2 separate regions of the Homo sapiens genome follow, and region 2 is linked to region 1. Evidence: chromatin loops called from intact Hi-C (ENCODE). Cell type or tissue: dorsolateral prefrontal cortex. All regions are shown on one strand. Each heading gives the region's core, and the rest is flanking DNA. Links, peaks and the distances in the headings are about the cores only. Region 1 overlaps KLHL32 (kelch like family member 32). Region 2 overlaps KLHL32 (kelch like family member 32).

Region 1 (11,230 bases), core at 1,861-9,860:
AAAATGCATGCATTTCCTATCAAGTAGCAAACAGGGCTGCATAAGCATTCACTCTGCCTTTGCACTAATGAGAAATATGCCCTTCTTCTGGGCACACTGTGTTTGGGACACTGCTTGAATAGACCTTGGGATGCAGTGCAGTCTTCATGGGTGTCCTTGCACAGCCATGCATGGAGGCCATTATTACAGCAGAACCAATGGTGGAGGGCATAGAGGCCAGGCTGCTCTTGCTCTGCAGGGCTTGTTTTGGGAGCAAGGTTGGAAGCAAATGGTGACATAAACTGACTCTGGGCAGATCTGCCTTAGAGAGAAAAGGACAAAGTGAATCTAAGAAAATACAAACTCCAGTTACACTGGTGGGCAAGAGGGCCCATCCTGTTACTCTGGCCTCCCTTACTCTCCTCACTTTGAAACTGTGGCCAAGTTTTTTCATGTTTCAGACCAGTCCTGAGTAGAAGAGGTATGAGGAAGAAGGAAGAGAAATACTCTGATGGAAATGTTGCCTGGGAGATGGATCCCAGTCCAAACTAGACAAGAGGTCAGCCACCCAGGAGCAGGCAGGTGTTTTTAGAAAATCAAAAAGCAAAAACCAAAAAACCCAGCCTGACAGTGAAGAGCAGAAAACATCAAGACCCTTTTATAAAAAGAAGAGCCCTGCTTGGAAAGTAGAACTTCCAGCACCAAAGGCCTTGGGATAAGCCTTTAGAAATTTGAGTACCTTAGGACCGAAATGGAAGCAAATAGGACTGCGAACCACAATAAAGTTTATTGTTTAACACTCTGGCTATGATGATGTCAAGGAATATACACTATATGCCAAGCACTGTGATAAATACCTTACATGTAGTGGAGGAAGGGTTGAAACCTAGTTAGCTTCCTCTTAATTTCCGGAGAGCTCTCCTCCTTTTCTGTCCCTTGGAGACTGATGAAGAGGTTCCAGAAACCCAGTGGAGAGATAAACTCTGCACCAAATGATAGTGACGTTTATAGTCCCCTTTACAATTCTCCACTTCCAGGCACTGCTAACTCTGTCAGCTGTGAACCAATTATGTCATATCCGGGCTTCTGAAGAAGGATGCCTTGGGATCTGTGTTCCCTTGCATTTCTCTTTATTATTCAGTAACTCCAGCCCTTGGCTTCTGAAAATCATAGAAGAACCCATCTCTTGGGGGATAGTCACCCTAAATACATTTCTCTGACCCAGAGAATGCTTCAATACGATCTTTACAAGGAAATATTGTATCACCATTACTGTTCTTATTTTGAAGCCTTTTGGCAATCAAGAAAACTATCATACTCTGTTAAGGGAAAAATTACTTTAAAAATATTCATTCAGTCAGAGGTCTCACCATAGTAACTTTGTTTTTTTGATTGTCATTTGGTTCCCTAATAAGTTCACATGACTTTTTTTATATAGCCCTGATAATGCAAACACTGTGCATTACATTTTGATGATCATTGAAACTGTATTCCCCACAGCAGAATACTTTTCTCGGGAGACCTGAGCATCAGGCCAGGCAGCAGAGTGACAGGAATCTTAATTGGATCTGCTTTCTCATGGACCATCCCTTCAGGGGTAGAAGTATCCATTTATATGGAGAAAGTCTCTGTCGGATTTACTTATAAATATAACCCAATTGAGCTAAATAGTAGCACATGGAGCAAACATGGGAGAAAATTTTTAAAATGTTTCTCTCAGGAGTAGTGTTAAGACTATTCAGTGGTTTAAATATTTTAGCTTCCCAATCCTTTCTTTAGCTGGCAGTACCTACCTGGCAAGTAAAAGGCCCTGAGGCACCTCCACTGTGCCTTGCACTCTGGAGGGTACACAGTGAAATCCACATTTTAAGGAAGAATATAGCATCCCTTCCTTACCTGCTGGGGCTATATTCCAAGACCCCAGTGGATGCCTGAAACCTCAGATAAGTACCAAACCCTATATATACTATGTTTTTTTCCTATCCATACACACCTGTCATAAAATTTAGTTTATAAATTAGGCACAATAAGATTAACAACAATTACTAACAATAAAGTAGAACAATTATAACAATACACCAGCATCACTTCTCTTGTACCTTGGGGCCATTATTAAGTAAAATAAACACAAGCACTGAGATACTGCCACAGTGGTCTGATAACCCAGAGGGCTACTAGGTTACTAACAGGCAGAGAGCATCTACAATGAGGATATGCTGAACAAAGGAATGATTCATGTCTTGGTAGGACAGAGTGGGATGGTGGGAGATTGCATCATGCCACTCAGAATGGTGCATAATTTAAAACTCATGAATCGTTTATTTCTAGAATTTTCTATTTAATGTTTTTGGACTGCAGTTTACCATGGGTAACTGAAACCGTAGAAAGCGAAACCGTCGATAACGGGGGGCGGGGGGGAACTACTTTATTTTGAATTTTGCAGAAAGTGACATTTCTCCTTACCTTCTTGTCAGAGCTATGCCAGAGTCCATAACTGGAGTGTTGACATGGAAAGTTTGAGAAGTGTGAAACAAAAGAGGAAGTTTGAATTTCATCAGTTACTTTTTTGCTTTTTTAGATCTTTTGAAACTAGTTATTTGCCTTGGGGTAGATTTTCTCTTTTATCAGTGCATTATTGAAACAAACAAGCAGATTAGTCTGCTTCCTGTTTGACAGTGAAGTCATAAAATATGAACAGCTTTGTTGGTCCCAAGACCTGTCTCTTTCTCACAGAGAACAGCTGATTCACAGTCAGGTCATGTAGGAGGGCCTCCCACCTGTAGGGCAGGGCCAATTCTAAGTGACAGTCTTTGCTTCACGCCAGTCTGTTCTCCTTTATTAAATTTCTCTGTGCTATCCAGTCAGAATGTGCTCAGAGTCTAGTTTGTGCTGCAAGAATCATAAAGCCATTCGTTCAGCAGATTCATGTCTAAAATGTCTCTGTGCAAAGAAGTTTAACTGTGGCCACCCTTCTAAGATCAGCTTTCCAATTCAGTATGTTTTGATTTTTGAAAAATGTATTCCTGTTTTCCCAAATAATTTATAAATTTATGTCTTCATTTTCTTGCTGTCACTTGGCAGAAATAGAATGCGCAACCCCCCAACCCAAAATCTGATTTGGATGTTGAGACTGATAATGCCACACACCCCAACAGGATGTGAAAAGGTTTATTCCTCACATAATGAGGCTTTCTGGAGAGAGCAGGGTGACTCCTAAGCAGGTGCAAAAATGGCTTGAGAGAGCATGGAGGTATGGCTGGCTTTGGCTTTTATTGTGGGGCAGGGGCAAGGGCTACCCGCAGGTAGGGCTTGTGTATTTTGGAGAGAGTTTTCAGGCTTTTTTAAACCTTTGCTCAGATGTAAGGCAAGCAGGAAAATAGGGAAAGGTGGGGCTTGAAAGCCATCCGGAGTGAAATAACAAAAATAGGGGCAGACTCTATTACATTAATCTAGCATTCTACTTGAGTAATAGTCACATTTCAGGCACAGACATTTTCCTTTGGAATATTATTAAACTCAGTCACCTAATGAAAACACAATGTGGGCTGGACGCAGTGGCTCATGCCTGTAATCCCAGCACTTTGGGAGGCCGAGGTGGGCAGATCACCTGTGGTCAGGAGTTTGAGACCAGCCTGGCCAACATGGCAAAACCCCATCTCTACTAAAAATAAAAAAAATAGCCAGGTGTGGCGGTGGACATCTGTAATCCCAGCTACTCAGGAGGCTGAGGCAGGAGAACCGCTTGAACTCGGGAAGTGGAGGCTGCAGTGAGCCGAGATCATGCCACTGCACTCCAGCCTGGGCAACAAGAGCAAAACTCCATCTCAAACAAACAAACAAACAAACAAAAAACACATGTGTTTGAACAATATTCTTACAGCATTTATAATCTTTTCTGGCACCAATTCTGTGCTGAGGAACCCACTGTGGGCTAAGGTGCCTGAGGTCGTATGTACAGATCATGCACACTGATAACACTGTGAGGGTCTCCAGATATCTTAGATAATATAGATGACAAGGATGAGTGTGGCCCCTTCTGTGTTTTAACCATATCTCCCTTGTGTAAAAATCCATTCAAATGAGCTGGATTTGTTGTTCTTTCCTCCATTCTCCTTCCAACTCTCAGCACCTCCCACCCTACCCCATTGCCAGTATTGGGAATAGAAAAAGAAATATTTCCTTTTTGCTCTTGATAATGGTTTTATTGTCATAGGTGGGGCAATAAACAGTCTTTCTCTGACATTCTCCAAAGTAGAAATGGCGAGTATCCAGTAACTCCAAACAGTAGATCAACCCTCCTAGTTAACTCAGTGGGTTTTGCACTTCTGTGCACCTGTTTCTTCTGAATGTTTCAACAGAAAGTTCCATTGCTACATATTTCATAATCCATGGTGTGCATCTGAGATTTTTACTTTGCCATGGTGGGTAAACAGCACAGAAATCATTACAACTTTGTTCCTTCTTGATCATGTGAATTTCTGAGTGTTGACTGCACTCAGAATCATTTCCTAAAGAAATTTCGATCCTTCCTTTAGGTGCTCCCTCAAATCATCTTAGTGGAGGGAAGTTAATCATTTATATAGTGGGGAGTCTTGGTTAGTTCCTTAAATTTCATAAGAAGATATCAGCCTATTGATGGATTTTTAAAGCACATGAACTTTTTCTCTTATTGAGAAAAAAAGAACAATTGTGCTCCAGCCTTATCCTGTTTTCTGGACAACTCTTACTAGAAGTTCATTTAGGAGAAATTTTACACATAAAGGATCCCCAGAAGATATGCAGTCTATTCATCTGGCTTGGTGGTTCTCAACCTCAACTGTCAGTCCTTAATATAAAAAGGCCACCTTTACTATCCTAAAATGAAATTCCTAGACAATATAACATACTTACACAAATTACTCTAAGCACCAATAGAATTTCCTAACCATATGTAAAAGAACAAACGAAAGAAGTTTGTGTTTAAAATCCTTTATATTTCAGTGTGTACATGCTGGGGTACAACCCTTCCAAAAGACATAATGAAGTAGTCTCCTGTCTGCCCCCATAGGGAGAATCACCATGATTGGGACAGCAGATGCACATGCAGATGCAGACTGGTGAATGAATGTTGTACTGTCAACTCAGATACCACAAGGACAGATCCCAGGTGGCATGTGACATGATTTTCCAAAATAATGAACAACTCTTGGTATTATACAATTCTAAACAAAACAAAGTAACAGTCTTCTCTTTGTTTTTATGGGCGTAGCATTCCTGGAAAAGCCAATGTATTCTGACACAGAACATCAAAGAATGTGTTTATATGTAAAACAGAGTTAGGTTCGGGGCTTCAATCTGTGTAAACAAATGTTTCACTTCTTTGCACACCCAGCAGGGCATTCCGGCGTGCAGGCTGTAGGTCAGTCCTCATGGTTGGTGACCGCCCTGTGTGTTGCCTGGCATCTAGCCTCCCAGCCACTGCCCAATAAAGGCCAATATTGCCCACCCTCCTGGGAGGACCAGAAATATCCCCGCAAATTTCCGAATTTCCCTGAGAAGGTAGTATTGACTCGATTGAGAAGGACTTCTTAAATATTTTAAATTTTATACCTAGATCAAGCCAGAAAACCAGAAAACTGGATGTCTGGGTCTTAAATAATCTCTTTATTAACCTTCACTTTTTATGCAATGTTCTATAATATAAACTTCTGATGGTATTATTAGAAGTATTATCAAGCAAATCATTCAATAACCCTCTTAATGTCTGCTGGGAAATTTCCATTACATCTCAGGGTCTGGAGAATCTAGAAATCTCCTTAGTATTTTCACCTTTTAATCTTGCATTAGGTTACATTTCTTTTTCAGTTTTGATGCTAGGAAGCATAGAGCCACATTGTGACCCACTTATAATAGTTATGAGGATGGATACACACACACACACACACACGCACACACATTCTCTCCTGACCTCATATTGTTTCCTCTTTTCTCTTGCTTTGAGTTATTTTTATTCTTAATATTTAAATGCTTGTATTGATGCCTCAGATCCTTTTTGAAATGAGGCAGAGAAGATAATAAGTAACTAGACTGAATAAAAAGATTTGAGACCTCTTTCTGAACATTTTTGGAATCCCAGAGGGATCTTAATGTTAGTTGTAGGCATGAATGCTACAGCCCATTAGCTCTGCCTATGAAAATGAAGTGCCTCCAAATTCCCAGCTTGCTCCATAAATAAATCATTCCACACATTTCCCAAATTTTTTTCCTCCTTGTTTCAGCACTAAATATAAGGATACTGCAAATTCTATAAAAAGAAATTACTTTATCTTTGAAAATGAAAAAACACAACCCAAATTTTTATAAAATTATTAATAAGACTAAAAGTAAAAAAATATTTTCACTTCAAATTCTCACTTACTTACATGTTATATGTTATCTTTCTGCTTTCTTCGGATGCCCATTTTCTTCAGATGCCCATATGTCTATGTGATTTTATAAAGATTTTGTGATTGTAATTTACTTCAACTTCTTTTCTGGAATTAGGTAAGATATAAGTACATTTGTTTTTTTTAATTTATATACTATGCATTTATATGCATAGTATATAATAAATGTATTAAATAAATTTATTGTGTACTATGCCTTTTATTTATATACTATGCATTTTTATTTATATACTATGCATTCATACATAGATATTTTGTAGTCTGTGCATATACTACACATACACTACAAAATACATAGACTACACATAATGTATGCATAGACTACAAAACATCTTATTTTCTTTCTTTTCTTTCACTTTTCCTTAAATATTCATAATAAGGAATTCTTTTTTCCTTAAAATAGAATTCTTGAGCCCTCTGCTGGAAGTATTCAGTATTTGTATGAAGCAGCAGTATATGGGAGTTTTACAATTCTAACTTAAGTTTTTTAAAAAGAAAGCAACATGATAGCAAAAATATATGGTCAAATTGTAATTAATATCAGGATAAATAATTTGCTAAACAGTACTTTTAAGATGATTTATATTGGAAGTTATATTCCATTTGAGTAAAATAATGATGAGAACATTCAAATGAAGGCATAATTTGAATGTATTGAATACTCTAAGTTAACTTGTGAATATTTTATTTTTGTATACTTCATAAAAACCATCCATTTACATTTTATTCTCAAATTTAGATTCATTAATTCAGCAAATACTTAATGAACACCTACTATATGCTAAGGACTTACTAGTTGTTAGGGATGCACTGATGAGAAAATGTACATTGGTGCTTTCTCACAGTAGGTCAAACTGTGATTGGAAATGCCAGATCAACACACCATTGCATTTTTAAGAAATGGATTAGCAGGGATCTGAATTATTTGCATATATAACATAGAAAAATACCTGAGTATGTTTGATGCTTCAAAAGTTGCACTAATTCAGGTAGGAGAATGGATAATTGAGTTGTAGTTCTTTGTCAAGGACTGCCTGAAAAATAAGACAGTAATTTGCATTATACTTTGCAGGAAGAAAATAATAGGCATTTATTCTATAGTAATTGAATAGACAGATATAGCACCTTAAAAACTAATGATAGCCATTCATCTCTATGTATCATGTATCTGTCAAAGTAGGAACAACTTGGCACAGCCCAAAGAATACAGCCTGTACTCCCGGCTATTCGGGAGGTTGAGGTGGAAGAATTGCTTGAACCCGGGAGGCAGAGGATGCATTGGGCTGATATCGTGCCACTGCGCCCCAGCCTGGGCAACAGAGTGAGATCCTGTCTAAAAAAAATATAAGAGAGGATAAAAATTGATTCCAGCTTGTGGCATCTTTGGAGAATTATTTGTTGAATCCAACTGTAAGAATCAATTCTGCTGGTTGGCACTGGAGAAAGTCACTGTTTTCACTTCAAATCCATGACCCCAAATCTCAGACAGATACCCAATGCCAGGCAATGTTAATCTGTTTCCCTAGTAAATTTGCTTTCCTCCTCTTCTTGATGAGTTTCTCACCCTCTCTCTTCTCTTTTTAGAGACATTCCCCTCACTAACCTACCTCCAGTACACATATCATAAGGAAAAGTCACCGTCCATTGAGAAAATAGAAACAGAAAGGAAGATCTTCATCATCTTACCATCAAATTCTCAACCCTCCCTGTTTCTGAACTTATTCTGGGTATATCCCTCTTTTACAGTGGGAGGGGTATCCCTGAACTGTCAGAGACTAATCTCCCCCACGTAGGGTCCAGATCCACTCCCTCCGACTCTGTCCAATATCACTCCTGTTATCCTGCTGCTGTCTCTTCTGCCATCAGTTTCTCCTCTACTGCATTCTATTGCTCACCTTTAAGAATCCTTTTCTTGCCAGGTGTGGTGGCTCATGCCTGTAATCCCAGCACTTTGGGAGGCCAACGCAGGTGGGTTACTTGAGGCCAGGAATTCAAGACCATCCTGGCCAACATGGTGAAACTCTGTCTCTACTAAAAATACAAAAATTAACCAGGTGTGGTGACATGTGCCTGTACTCCCAGCTAGTTGAGAGGTTGACGTGAAAGAATTGCTTGAACCTGGGAGGTGGAGGTTGCAGTGGGCCGATATCGTGCCCCTGCACCCCAGCCGAGGTAACAGACTGAGAACCTGTCTAAAAAAAAAAAAAAAAAAAAAAAAAACCCCTTCTTATTTCTATATTCCTCTTGAGCTACCACTTATTTCTCTGACTCTTCTCACAGCAGAGCTTATGAAAAGTGTTACATAAAGTTATTTTTCCTCACTTTCACTCATTTATCACTCACTTTTCCACTCCAAGTCTGGAGGCTTTTATCTTCATCATTCCACTAAAACTGTTCTTGGCAGTCACAAATATTGCCAAATCTAATTAAATACTGTCATATGTGACCTCACAGCTTCGTGCAGCATAGCCAGCCTCCCTTTTCTTTTTTTTTCTTTTTTTTTCTTTTTTTTTTTTTTTTTGAGATGAAGTCTCGCTCTGTCACCCAGGCTGGAGTGCAGTGGCACGATCTCGGCTCACTGGAAGCTCCGCTTCCCGGGTTCACGCCATTCTCCTGCCTCAGCCTCCCTAGTAGCTGGGACTACAGGCGCCCGCCACCACGCCCGGCTAATTTTTTGTATTTTTAGTAGAGTCGGGGTTTCACCATGTTAGCCAGGATGGTCTTGATCTCCTGACCTCGTGATCCTCCCGCCTTGGCCTCCCAAAGTGCTGGGATTACAAACGTGAGCCACCAGGCCCGGCCCACCAGCCTGCCTATTCTCTCTTGGCCTTTGTAACACTGCTCACTGTGGGCTTTTATTCTGTGCCACCACCAGCCTTCCCGTCACTCCTTTCCAGGTGGCTTTGCTTGCTCCTCCCCACTCTGTAGGCTTCAAATCCTTCCTGCTTCAGAACCCTCCTGTTTAATCCAACTAGCTTCCTTGGTGATGTCATCCAGACCCAAGTTATTTGGTATTGACAAATAACTTGCTATTATCTTATGCTATTGACTCCCAGCCCCTACCTATACTCTAGACCAAGGATCAGCAAACTTTTTTTGTGAGGAGCCAAAAATAATTCAGTAAATAATTCAGGCCATATAAAGTTTCTGTCACAGCTGGGTGCAGTGGGTCACGACCATAGTCTCAGCACTTTGGGAGGCCAAAGCAGAAAGATCGTTTGAGCCCCGGAGCTCGACACCAGGCTGGGCAACATAGCAAGACCCTGTCTCTATTTTAAAAAGTAAATAAAGTTTATTTCGCAACTACTCAACTTAGCTGTTGTAGCATGAAAACTGCCAGAGACAAATATGTAAATGAATAAGCATAGCTATGTTATAATAAAACTCTATTTATACTTAAATTTGAATTTCATATAATTTTCATGTATCACAACATATTATTCATCTTTTGGGTTTGGGGGACTGTTTTAAAAAGTTAAAACTATTTTTAGAAATTAATACCCCAAAAATTAAACAGGCGTAAATCTAACAAAATATGTACAAAAAATGCAGTTTTCCTATGTGAGTATCTTTTTTTTTTTTTTTTTTTTTTTTTTTTTGAGACGGAGTTTCGCTCTGTCGCCCAGGCTGGAGTGCAGTGGCGCGATCTCGACTCACTGCAAGCTCCGCCTCCCGGGTTCACGCCATTCTCCTGCCTCAGCCTCCTGTGTAGCTGGGACTACAGGCACGCGCCACCATGCCCGGCTAATTTTTGTATTTTTAGTAGAGACGGGGTTTCACTGTGTTAGCCAGGATGGTCTCGATCTCCTGACCTCGTGATCCGCCCGTCTCGGCCTCCCAAAGTGCTGGGATTACAGGCGTGAGCCACCGCGCCCGGCCGAGTATCTTTTTATATGCTTATTTGCCACCTGTCTTCTTTGGTGAGGTATCCGCTCAGATCTTTTACACCCCCCTCCCGCCCCCATTTCAAAAAATCAGATGGTTCATTTTTTTCATTGTTGAGTGTTAAGATCTTGTTTTTTGATATTTTGGATAACATTCCTTTAGCAGATGTATCTGTTGCAAATATTTTCTCTTAGCCTATGGCTTGTCTTCTCAATTTCCTAATAGTGTATTTTGTGGAGCAGAAGTTTTTAATTTTAAAAAAGTCCAAGTTGTCAATTATGTCTTTCATGGACCATGTTTTTGGTGCTGTATCTAAAGAGTCATTGTCATACCCAAAGTTATCTAGATCTTCTCCTATGTTACCTTGTAAGAGTTTTCTAGTTTTGCATTTTACATCTACATCTGTAATCCGTTTTGAGTTTATTTTTGTGAAGGATTTGAGAGCTGTGTCCAGGTTCAATTTTTGTATGTGAGTGTCCAATTAATCTAGCCCCATTCTTGAAAAGACTATCTTTTATCCATTATTATTATATTATCTATAATATTATCTATGCTCTTTCATTGACCATATTTATGTGAGTCTGTTTCTGAGCTCTCTGTTCTGTTCCATTGATCTGTTTCTCTCTTCTTTTGCCAATGTCACACTGTCTTGATAACTGTAGTTTTTTTTAGTCTTGAAGCGGGTATTGTCAGTCCTCCAACTTTGTTCTCCTTCAACATCGTGTTGGCTATTTTGGGTCTTTTGCTTCTTCATATAAGCTTTAGAATCTGTTTGTTAATACACAAAAAATAACTGTGGGATTTTGAATAAGATTACATTGAATCTATAAATTGAGTTGGGAAGAACTGACATCTTGACAATATGGAGTCCTTTTTATCCACAGACATGGGCCATCTTTCCATTTATTTAGTTTTTCTTTGATTTCTCTCATCAGAGTTTT
Region 2 (11,230 bases), core at 1,614-9,613, 62 kb before region 1:
CTTCCTCCTTTAGCTCAGAGTAGTTTGATTGTCTGAAGCCTTCTTGTCTCAACTCGTCAAAGTCATTCTCCGTCCAGCTTTGTTCCATTGCTGGTGAGGAGCTGTGTCCTTTGGAGGAGGAGAGGTGCTCTGATTTTTAGAGTTTCCAGCTTCTCTGCTCTGTTTTTTCCCTATCTTTGTGGATTTATCTACCTTTGGTCTTTGATGATGGTGACGTACAGATGGGGTTTTGGTGTGGATGTCTTTTCTGTTTGTTAGTTTTCCTTCTAACAGTCAGGACCCTCAGCTGCAGGTCTTTTGGAGTTTGTTGGAGGTCCACTCCAGACCCTGTTTGCCTGGGTATCACCAGTGGAGGCTGCAGAACAGCAGATATTGGTGAACAGCAGATGTTGCTGCCGGATCGTTCCTCTGGAATTTTTGTCTCAGAGGAGTATCCGGCCGTGTGAGGTGTCAGTCTGCCCCTAATGGGGGGGGCCTCCCAGTTAGGCTACTCAGGGGTCAGGGACCCACTTGAGGAGGCAGTCTGTCCGTTCTTAGATGTCCAACTGCATGCTGGGAGAACCACTACTCTCGTCAAGGCTGTCAGACAGGGACATTTAAGTCTGCAAAGGATTCTGCTGCCTTTTGTTTGGCTGTGCCCTGCCCCCAGAGGTGGAGTCTACAGAGGCAGGCAGGCCTCCTTGAGCTGTGGTGGGCTCCACCCAATTCGAGCTTCCTGGCTGCTTTGTTTACCTACTCAAGCCTTGGCAATGGCGGGCGCCCCTCCCCCAGCCTGGCTGCTGCCTTGCAGTTGGATCTCCCACTGCTGTGCTAGCAATGAGCGAGGCTTCGTGGGTGTAGGACCCTCCAAGCAATGCACGGGATATAATCTCCTGGTGTGCCATTTGCTAAGACCGTTGGAAAAGCACAGTATTAGGGTGGGAGTGACCCGATTTTCCAGGTGCCATCTGTCACCCCTTTCTTTGACTAGGAATGGGAATTCCCTGACCCCTTGCACTTCCTGGGTGAGACGATGCCTCGCCCTGCTTCAGCTCATGCTTGGTGCACTGCATCCACTGTCCTGCACCCACTTCCTGACACTCCCCAGTGAGATGAACCCAGTACCTCAGTTGGAAATGCAGAAATCACCTGTCTTCTGCATCGCTCACGCTGGGAGCTGTAGACTGGAGCTGTTCCTATGCGGCCATCTTGGCTCCACCCCCCAGTAGTTTGTATTTCTATGGGATCAGTGGTGATATCCCCTTTATCATTTTTTATTGCATCTATTTCATTCTTCTCTCTTTTCTTCTTTATTAGTCTTGCTAGCGGTCTATCAATTTTGTTGATCTTTTCAAAAAACCAGCTCCTGGATTCATTGATTTTTTGAAGGGTTTTTTGAGTCTCTATTTCCTTCAGTTCTGCTCTGATCTTACTTATTTCTTGCCTTCTGCTAGCTTTTGAATGTGTTTGCTCTTGCTTCTCTAGTTCTTTTAATTGTGATGTTAGGGTGTCAATTTTAGATCTCTCCTGCTTTCTCTTGTGGGCATTTAGTGGTATAAATTTCCCTCTACACACTGCTTTGAATGTGTCCCAGAGATTCTGGTATGTTGTGTCTTTGTTCTCGTTGGCAAACCACTGCTCAATGAAATAAAAGAGGATACAAACAAATGGAAGAACATTCCATGCTTATGGGTAGGAAGAATCAATATCATGAAAATGGCCATACTGCCTGAAGTAATTTATAGATTCAATGCCATCCCCATCAAGCTACCAATGACTTTCTTCACAGAATTGGAAAAAACTACTTTAAAGTTCATATGGAACCAAAACAGAGCCTGCATTGCCAAAACAATCCTAAGCCAAAAGAACAAAGCTGGAGGCATCACGCTACCTGACTTCAAACTATACTGCAAGGCTACAGTAACCAAAACAGCAAGGTACTGGTACCAAAACAGAGATATAGACCAATGGAACAGAACAGAGCCCTCAGAAATAATGCGGCATATCTACAACCATCTGATCTTTGACAAACCTGACAAAAACAAGAAATGGGGAAAGGATTCCCTATTTAATAAATGGTGCTGGGAAAACTGGCTAGCCATATGTAGAAAGCTGAAACTGGATCCCTTCCTTACACCTTATACAAAAATTAATTCAAGATGGATGAAAGACTTACATGTTAGACCTAAAACCATAAAAACCCTAGAAGAAAACTTAGGCAATACCATTCAGGACATAGGCATGGGCAAGGACTTCATGTCTAAAACACCAAAAGCAATGGCAACAAAAGCCAAAATAGACAAATGGGATCTAATTAAACTAAAGAGCTTCTGCACAGCAAAAGAAACTACCATCAGAGTGAACAGGCAACCTACAGAATGGGAGAAAATTTGTGCAATCTACTCATCTGATAAAGGGCTAATATCCAGAATCTACAATGAACTCAAACAAATCTACAAGAAAAAAACAAACAACCCCATCCACAAGTGGGTGAAGGATATGAACAGACACTTCTCAAAAGAAGACATTTATGCAGCCAAAAGACACATGAAAAAATGCTCATCATCACTGGCCATCAGAGAAATGCAAATCAAAACCACAGTGAGATACCATCTCACACCAGTTAGAATGGCAATCATTAAAAAGTCAGGAAACAACAGGTGCTGGAGAGGATGTGGAGAAATGGGAACACTTTTACACTGTTGGTGGGACTGTAAACTAGTTCAACCATTGTGGAAGTCAGTGTGGCGATTCCTCAGGGATCTAGAACTAGAAATACCATTTGACCCAGCCATCCCATTACTGGGTATATACCCAAAGGATTATAAATCATGCTGCTATAAAGATACATGCACACGTATGTTTATTGCAGCACTATTCACAATAGCAAAGACTTGGAACCAACCCAAATGTCCAACAATGATAGACTGGATTAAGAAAATGTGGCACATATACACCATGGAATACTATGCAACCATAAAAAAGGATGAGTTCATGTCCTTTGTAGGGACATGGATGAAGATGGAAACCATCATTCTCAGCAAACTGTTGCAAGGACAAAAAACCAAACACCGCATGTTCTCACTCACAGGTGGGAATTGAACAATGAGAACACATGGAGACAGGAAGGGGAACATCACACACTGGGGCCTGTTGTGGGGTTGGGGGAGGGAGGAGGGATAGCATTAGGAGATATACCTAATGTTAAATGAGAAGTTAATGGGTGCAGCACACCAGCATGGCACATGTATACATATGTAACAAACCTGCACGTTGTGCACATGTACCCTAAAATTTAAAGTATAATAAAAAAAATATTGACATGTGTGGATTTTCCTTTCATTGTGTTGTTAGCTGGTTATTATGCAGACTTGATTGTGTGGTTGCTTTATTGTATCAGTGGCCTATATACATAAGTGTTTTTGTGGTAGCTGGTAATGATGTTTCATTTCCATATTTAGCACTCCCTTAAGTGCCTATGTTAAGCCAGGTCTGTTGGTAATGAATTCCCTTAGCATTTGCTTGTCTGAAAAGGATTTTATTTCTCCTTCACTTATGAAGCTGAGTTTGGCTGGATATGAATTTCTTGGATGGAATTTTTTTCTTTAAGAATGCTGAATATAGGCCCCAATCTCTTCAGGCTTGTAGGGTTTCTTTTGAAAGGCATGCTGTTAGCTTGATGGGTTTCTGTTTGTATATGTGATTTGCCCTTTATCTCTAGCTGCCTTTAATATTTTTTTCTTTCATGTGAGCCTTGGAGAATCTGACAACTGTGCGTCTTGGGGATGGTCGTCTTGTATAGTATCTTGCAGAAATTCTCTACATCTCCTGAATTTGAATGTTCACCTCTCTAATGAAACTTGGGAAATTTTTCTGGATAATATCCTCAAATATGTTTTCCAAGTTGCTTTTTCTCCCCCCCTCTCTTCCAGGGATACCAATTTGTCTTACCTGTGGTCTCTTTACATAATCCAATATTTCTTGGAGGATTTACTCATTTTTTAAACTTTTGGCTGACTGAATTAGTTCAGAAACCAGCCTTCAAGCTCTGAGATTCTCTCCTCAGCTTGGTCTATTCTGCTGTTAAAAAAAAGTGCGATTATTATTATGAAATTCTTGTACTGTTTGTCAGCTCTATCAGATCAGTTTGTTTCTTTCTTATAATGGCCATTTCATCTTTCAGCTCTTATATAATTTTATTGTAATCCTTGGATTCCTTGGATTGGGTTTCAACTTTCTCCTGAATTGTGATGATCTTCATTCTCATCCATATTCTGAATTCTCTGTCTGTCATTTCAGCCATTTCAGCCTGGTTAAGAACACTTGCTGGGGAACTAGTGCAGTTGTTTGGAGAAAAAGACACTCTGGCTTTTTGACTTGCCAGAGTTTTTGTACTAGTTCTTTCTTATCTCTGTGTGCTGATGTTCCTTTCACAGTTACAATTTGAGTACATTCAGTTGCCTCTTTTCTGGATGTTTTCAAAGGGCTGAGGCTTTGTGCAGGATCTTTATTTGCAGCTGATTTCTTGTCCTTGTTTTTATGGGGGTGGGGGTTATGTTAGCAAGTATTTTTGGTGTTGAAGTTTGGGCTGTGATCCAGTAAATGGTGCTTAAGTATAATGGTAAGTTCTTGCTCAACCACGTGGCTCCTCTGTATTTCCTCTCGATTTCAGCTGTGCTCCCTCTTAGTGCTCTGAAAGTGTAGTTTCTTCTCCCAGTCAATTTCTGGCTGCAGATCTTGGATTGGCACTCCCAGGGTGCACACTGCAGCTCTGGGGTGAGCTCAGGCTTTGTGTGTCCTCTCCAACTTGGAGGCAGCAGAGGGAGGGACCTTGGCAGTGGCTGTAGCAGAGAGCCATTCACTTGTCTCTTGGGGCTCCAGCCCAGAGAAATACGGAGCTGCTACCAGTTGGTGTGATTGGCCCAGAGTTGGGCAGCTGTGTTATGGGCCCAAGCTGGGGTGGGGGCGGGGCTTGCTTGGTGATGAGCAGGGAGCATTGGAGGCTCATAGGTGAGCTAGACTGGCCTCTTCTCTTTAAGATGGCTGTGGTTTCTGGAGGTGTAGGTAAAGCACTTAAGGTCTTTGTTCCTTCCTTAGTCCAAGGGCAGCAAGGGAAGTACCACTGCAGTGGCAGTGGCAGAGGGGCTTTCGGTTTTGTCTAGGAGCTCCACCACAGAGAATCACAGACCCGTTACTAATGGGAATGTTTAATCGGGGCTTGTGGTGACTGCACTACTGGCCCTGCTTGGTGAAGCGCAGGGGGTCAAGGCCTCATGGGGAGGAGAGACTGGGCTCCTCTCCTTATGGCGGTTTTGGTGCTGGGAGTGCAGGTGAAGCCCTCAGGTTCTTTGTTCCTTCCCCAATGCAAGGGCAGCAAGGGCAGGACCAGTGCACTGGCGGTGGCAGAGGGTCTGTTGGTTGCCTCTGGGAGCCCCTCCCAGGGAAACTTAGAGCCACTAGCAGTGGAAATGCTCAGCTGGGGGTGGGGTGTCTGCTCTGCAATTCCAGCTGAAGGGTCCTTCCTGGGGAAGAATACAGGGTGGGAGCTCACAGAGAAGAGACATTGGGTTTCTCTCCGTATGGTGGCTGGGTGTGCTAGGGATGTCAGCATAGCAACCAGGCCCTTTGTTCCTTCCCCAATGCAGTAAGGGTGGTACCCATCGCAGCTGTAATGGCAGAGGGGCTATGGGTTGTCTCTGGGGATTTCCTCCCCAAAGAAACACAGAGCTGCCACCAACTGACATGTTCAGGCCAGGGCAGGGCGGTTGTGCTAGGCGCCCAGGTGGAGAGATCCTGCCCATTGAGGGGTAGCAGGGTGGGGACCTGTGTGGAAAACTGGCCGCTTTTCTGTAAGGCAGCTCTGCCTTAGTGCCTGATCACTGCGTTCCTTCCCAAGCCGGAGAGCCACAGGAGCGAGGGCTTCAGAGCAGCAAAAGTAGTAGCTTGCCTGTTACCTCCGGGAGATCCCTTCCAAGAAAGTGCAGAGCTGCTACCGCGGAGAGCCCTAGCAGGGAGTGGCCAAGGTCGCAGATCTAGAGGCCCTGCCCAGTGAGGAGTAGCAGGGGCGGGGGACGGCATTGAAAACAGGCCGCTTTTCCGGGTAAGGTGGCTGCGCTGTGCTGGGGGTCTATGATAGTCCCTAATCACTGTGCTCCCTCCCCAGCCTGAGGGCAGCAAGAGCGAGGGCTTCCGAGCGGCAGAAATGGCGGCCTGCCTGCGACCCGAGAGCTCAGGCAGGGCTGCGATGGCCGCAGTAGAGTCCCAGGCCAGTGGGCCATGTCTGGCGAGGTGCAGTGGAGGTGAGGCGTGCACTCCATCTGCTGCTCAGCCCTGTGGATTTGCCCCCATCCTGGTGGGCCTGTGCGGGAGCCTGACCTCTCTTGTTGCCAGAGATGCAGCTGCCGGTGTCCGGTACCAGGGGATCCATGGCTCCCGGGACCCAGGGTTGCAAAGGTCCATGGCAGAAGTGTGGGTCCCCAGGGACTCTCACTGACTCACTCACCGTTTCCTGGCTGTGGGGGGCCTCCCCTGGCTCTTCGCCTCTCCCCGGTGGGCAGTTGTCCTGTCTCACTCTTCTCACTTCTGTGTGGATTGTATTGCTTCCTTGATGAAAGTGTCCACTTGGATAATCCAGTTGAAGAGCTAATGTTTACTCACTACTCTCTTCTCTCTCTGAGAGCAATGCGCACTAGCTGCTTCTAGTCAGCCATCTTGGCTGGAATCCCGGTTTTGAATTTCATTTTGGGAAATGATTTGATTTCGCACATTTGTGTATGTGTGAGAGAGAGAGGGGAGAGCGTATCAATACGTGCGCGCATGTGAGTGCAAGAGACCATTTCACTTGTTGGCATTTAACGGTGTTTGCTGCTACTCCCAGTTTCTCAACTCTTCCACCACAATGCCCCTCATACTCTAATAGGTTATGCACAAAGAGTGCCTCCTTTGTAATACCTATATTATAAAGCCTCTGGAGAAACTTCATTATTTGCATTTTGCAGGTGTGGGAACTAAATTACGATATGTTTAAATAATTTGCCCAGGGACTGCCAGATATAAAGTAGAAGAGCTGATTTTCACACATCTGTCTCCCTCAGTACCAAGTTGTGCCGTTTCCACTTAAGCTGTGTGCTCTGCTGGATTCATGTGCATTTCCTTCAGTCTCATAAGCTGCTTGTAAGATGAAAATTCACTGACTTGTGCACTGATTGTTCAGATGGAGAAAGCCGAATAAAGTTGGAGCAGTTGGCACTTAACTGTTATCTGGGCAGTGCTAAGTGCTGGAGTTTTGGTATTTAAGAGACATAGGCTGAGCCCTATGGAGCTTGTAATATAGATACCATACTGGAAGTAATTTTTTCCTTATACTCAGTATTTTCTGTTAGCTTTTGCTGCATAACAAAGTACCCGAAAACCTAGAGGCTGAATTGTTCTGGTCTGTCAGCTCAGCTGATCTCTACTGGATTTGCTTTTGCATCAGTGGTTAATCAAAGGGTTGATTGGAGGCTAGTGATCTAAGTTGGCCTTGTTGACATGGCTGGTGATTGGTAGGCTGTTGGTTGGGGTGGTAAGGGAAGCTGGGCCATGTATTTAGAAACTAGCCTAGGCATTTTCACGTGGCAACTAAATCCTAAGAACACAAGAGGACCAGCCTCAAGGCACAAGTGCTTCTCAAGCTTCTGTTTGGGTCTTGTTTGCTAATGTCCCCCCTGCTGGCCGAGCAAGTCAGATGGCCAAGTCCAGAATCATCAGAATCATTTTAAGAGGGTGTACAAAAGGGCATAGACACAAGTAGGGGAACATTTTGTTGCCATTGTTGCACCCTTCTCCTGTCAGGAACTATCAAAATTCTGAGATTTTTACCCTACTTGCAAGCTAACTAGTCAGGCTACCACACTGTTATAGATGCTGGTAGAAGACATAAGACTCCTAATCAGAAACAAAGGAGTTTATCCTCATAATGGCAGTAGTAATCAAGTCTCAGCATTTTTGCACCTCTTTTCTGAGCCCCAATTCCCACAGGATGACATGAAGAGGGCCAGCTTGTGAGTGAGTTGTGTTATGGGAGAATATCATTGAGGTTAGGGAACCGGAGTCTTTTATAATGAGTAGCAAACATGTCTACCCTTTGCTCTGGAGAGAGACATTATTATTCTGGACAGTAAGCATGCTACCCTTTGCTCTACATAGAGATACTGTATCTTCCAGGATTGTAAACAAACCTACCCCTTGCTCTGGAGGGAGATACTACTCTGTCTTCCAAGGCTGTTTGCTATAGAAACATCCTTGAAAAGAAAGTTCAGAACAAAAAACAGTTGTCTCATTCACAATATATGCCAAAATGCAAGAAACTCATGGAGAATTGTCTCCCAACAGTCACATGCCCTAAACTAGAATATTTGTTTTCCTTGTGTCTTATACTCTATCAAACTGAAACATCTGGAAAGAGTATCCTGTCTTAGTAATTTGTGCCTCTCACAATACTCATAATGTTGCCTCATGTTTCATAAAGGCTCAATAAATATTTATTAAGGGAATGAAGAAATGTTTTCTAATATTTTATAGTTCCATTTATATTTCAATTCTTAATATCCGGAAAATAAAACTATACAAATTATTTATGTTTTTTTTCCTTTTAGTGTGATATGTTCAAGTTAATTAAGTACTTTGGTATAAAGTAGATTTTTGTGCTCTGTACTCTGATATTTGGCAGTTTATTTTGAAGCTCAAGTAATTGTTGTTCTGATTCAGGGAAGGTGGGACTGCAAGAGTAAGAAGGCCGAAGCTTTGATGGATCTTTTCCTTTATATTGGTCTGTGAGTTAATATCAGCTTTTCTTGTTTAAAATATGATTAATGAATGATTAGTTGCGTGCAAAGTACTATGAGTTCCTGTGATCATCACCATTTTAAAAGAAAGTGAAAAAACACATTTTTCAGCCAGATAATAATGCTTTAAAAAATAACAAAAATGTTAGGCTTAATTTAAGCAGTGTGAGCACAGCATAGCATTAGCCAGATGCTGTAACAGTCAGACCAGGACTTCTTTCATCAAAGTGCAAAGTAGTTGTGGAAAGAAGAAAGGGATGAGCTTATGAGTCAGATTTGAGTTTGAATCTAGCAGCAGGGACCTAATCTGTCTGTTCTGTTCACCATTGTTTCCCACACTACCTGGCAAATAGTAGGCACTATTTTAATAAATGTTTGTGGGGTTACTCATCTTCTTCACTATCCATTCTATGAACATAGCCAAATCCCGTTACTTCTGTGAACCTATGTTTTTTCATCTATACATTGATAATCACCAAGCATAGTTCTCTGGATGGGTTGATACAGAGACTTAAGTGAGATATGGTATATAAAGCTCCAAGCATAGTACCTGACACTCAATAAATGTGAGCTGTTTCACTTCTTGGACTAACTTGAAATTCCTGGTCATGTTCTGCCTAGGTGTTACGGTGAAGGAAGTTCAGTTAATTGTTAGGCTCAGCTACTGCAGGTTCACTCACTTTTTGATGGGTCAGAATAACTTTTTAATTTCATCCTTTCCCAACTTTTCATTTCCTGACTCTGTCACCACCTTCCCTCTTGCTTAGAGCATTCCAGTAGCCATTTAACTTTTCTCCTCCTCTGGCTGTTCTTTTTCAAACCATTGTGCAGATGACTCCATGACTAACTTTCCCTTCCTGCTAAGGTATTCCTGAGCCCCTCACTTCCTGCCTACCAGGCTCCAGGAGTGGCTTCACACTGTCTCATCATCATTCACCCTCCCCTTTGTTCCCTTGTCTGTTTATCCAGTGTTGTAGCCACACTATTCTCCAAACACATTCTTTCCACCTCAGGGCCTTTGCACTTCTCAGCTTTGCTAGTGACCATTCTTTCCACCTGTAACTTCCTGTTCAGCTCTTAGTCTACCCTGTCCATCTTCCAAGGTTTCTCACAACCAACAAATATGATGTCTCTCATGAAGCCCTATCCTGATCACCCTCTGCCACCGCGTTAAGTTCATATGTAAGGTTCCCCTTTTTTGAAATCTTAATACTTTCAGCTTGTCACCTTCCAGGAATTAAAGATTATGTACTATGTGTGGCAGCCCCCTTACCAGTAACATCTCAGAGAGATTGTGACCAACTAAACACTAGTGAAGTCCACCAAACTACTGTTGAACACTATTAAGTGAGGAAGTATTGAAACAGAGATAGCAAGAGAAATGAGGGGCCTCGAGTGGTGGGGACAAGTCAGCCTCTTCTCCCTGCTTCCTTGGAAGCCCCTCTGACAGTGGGTACACATAAGTTACAGGGCCCAGCGTGGGCAGCCCTGGGCTGCGGGCCACTCTGTAGGTTCTGGAAGCTGTTGTCTAACATTTGCTATCTCCAGCTTAAATCTCCATGAACGCCTACAGTTTCTGGCCAGGGAAACAGATGTCTTGACTGTCTAACATAACTTCGTATATGTGTTGGTAAAGTGATTCAAATATGACATTTTGGAAAATTAAATATTTGAGCATCTTTTTCCGTTAGAGGCTGGGCGTGCTCCTGCCTATGTAATTTTTAGAATTGAGAAAAGGGCATAAATCCCATGATTAAAACAACAACAACAACAACAATCTGTGTTTCATGTATTTTATAATCCTACTTTCTAGTTGCTATTTGATTAAAATTACATAAAAGACTATAAATGAGTATAATATGTAATTAGAAATAAATAGGTTTTTAAAAATTCAATAAATAAGTATTTGTTACATACCTACCATTTTCTAGACACTGAATGAATTCGTAGTCTGGCAGGAGTTAGAAACAAGTGACCAAATGACTGCAATATAATGTAATTGGTATACCAGTTTTGGCGTGGTATTTTGGGCTCTAACCTTATTTTTATCCCTTTTCCTCTCTTCAACATTCTCAAGCAATAACAATAATAACTAATTAATATTAAATAATAATTAATTGAGCACTTACTGTTCTCAGGCAACTATTCTAAATGTTTTATGTGTATCAAACTCATTTAATCCTCTAGAGAAACTTGTAAGATGGGTATTACTGTCATCTCTATTTTAAAAATAAAGAACAGGAAGCCCAAATTTTAATAATTCACATTAGGGGCATGAAAAGTGGTTAAGTAAGAGCTGATGATGGCCTGAAGTAAGCAAGGAGCAGATGGCTGGAGAGAAGAGGGTAAGTTTGAGGAATGGGTTGGGAGGTAGGTAAACAGGACATTGTGATGGATGGCGATGGGGAGGAAAGACAAGAGTGAGT

What was found. A loop is a pair of places that touch in the nucleus more often than their neighbours do. Peaks named below come from ENCODE experiments on the same cell type or tissue, not always from the same donor. Only the 100,000 strongest peaks of a DNase experiment are listed, where the experiment ranks them.
Region 2: it touches region 1 in a loop (3-fold over the local background); 4 of 110 quality-filtered maps call a loop at or near these places.

The regions. Positions count from the first base shown.
Region 1 is chr6:97,047,199-97,058,428 of GRCh38, forward strand. The region is part of intron 4 of KLHL32 (kelch like family member 32); the gene reads left to right. Among named protein-coding and RNA genes, the nearest start is that of KLHL32, 130 kb to the left of the region's middle. RefSeq lists an enhancer at 2,511-2,570 and silencers at 2,555-2,849, 2,751-2,810. In dorsolateral prefrontal cortex, for the core only: a CTCF peak has its summit at 6,831 (motif pointing left); a DNase peak (open chromatin) is centred at 5,393; H3K4me3 peaks cover 1,315 bases; H3K27ac peaks cover 7,674 bases.
Region 2 is chr6:96,985,819-96,997,048 of GRCh38, forward strand. All of the region lies in intron 3 of KLHL32 (kelch like family member 32), which reads left to right. Among named protein-coding and RNA genes, the nearest start is that of KLHL32, 67 kb to the left of the region's middle. RefSeq lists an enhancer at 5,963-6,462. In dorsolateral prefrontal cortex, for the core only: no CTCF peak of the experiment used is centred there; DNase peaks (open chromatin) are centred at 4,843 and 7,663; H3K27ac peaks cover 6,387 bases.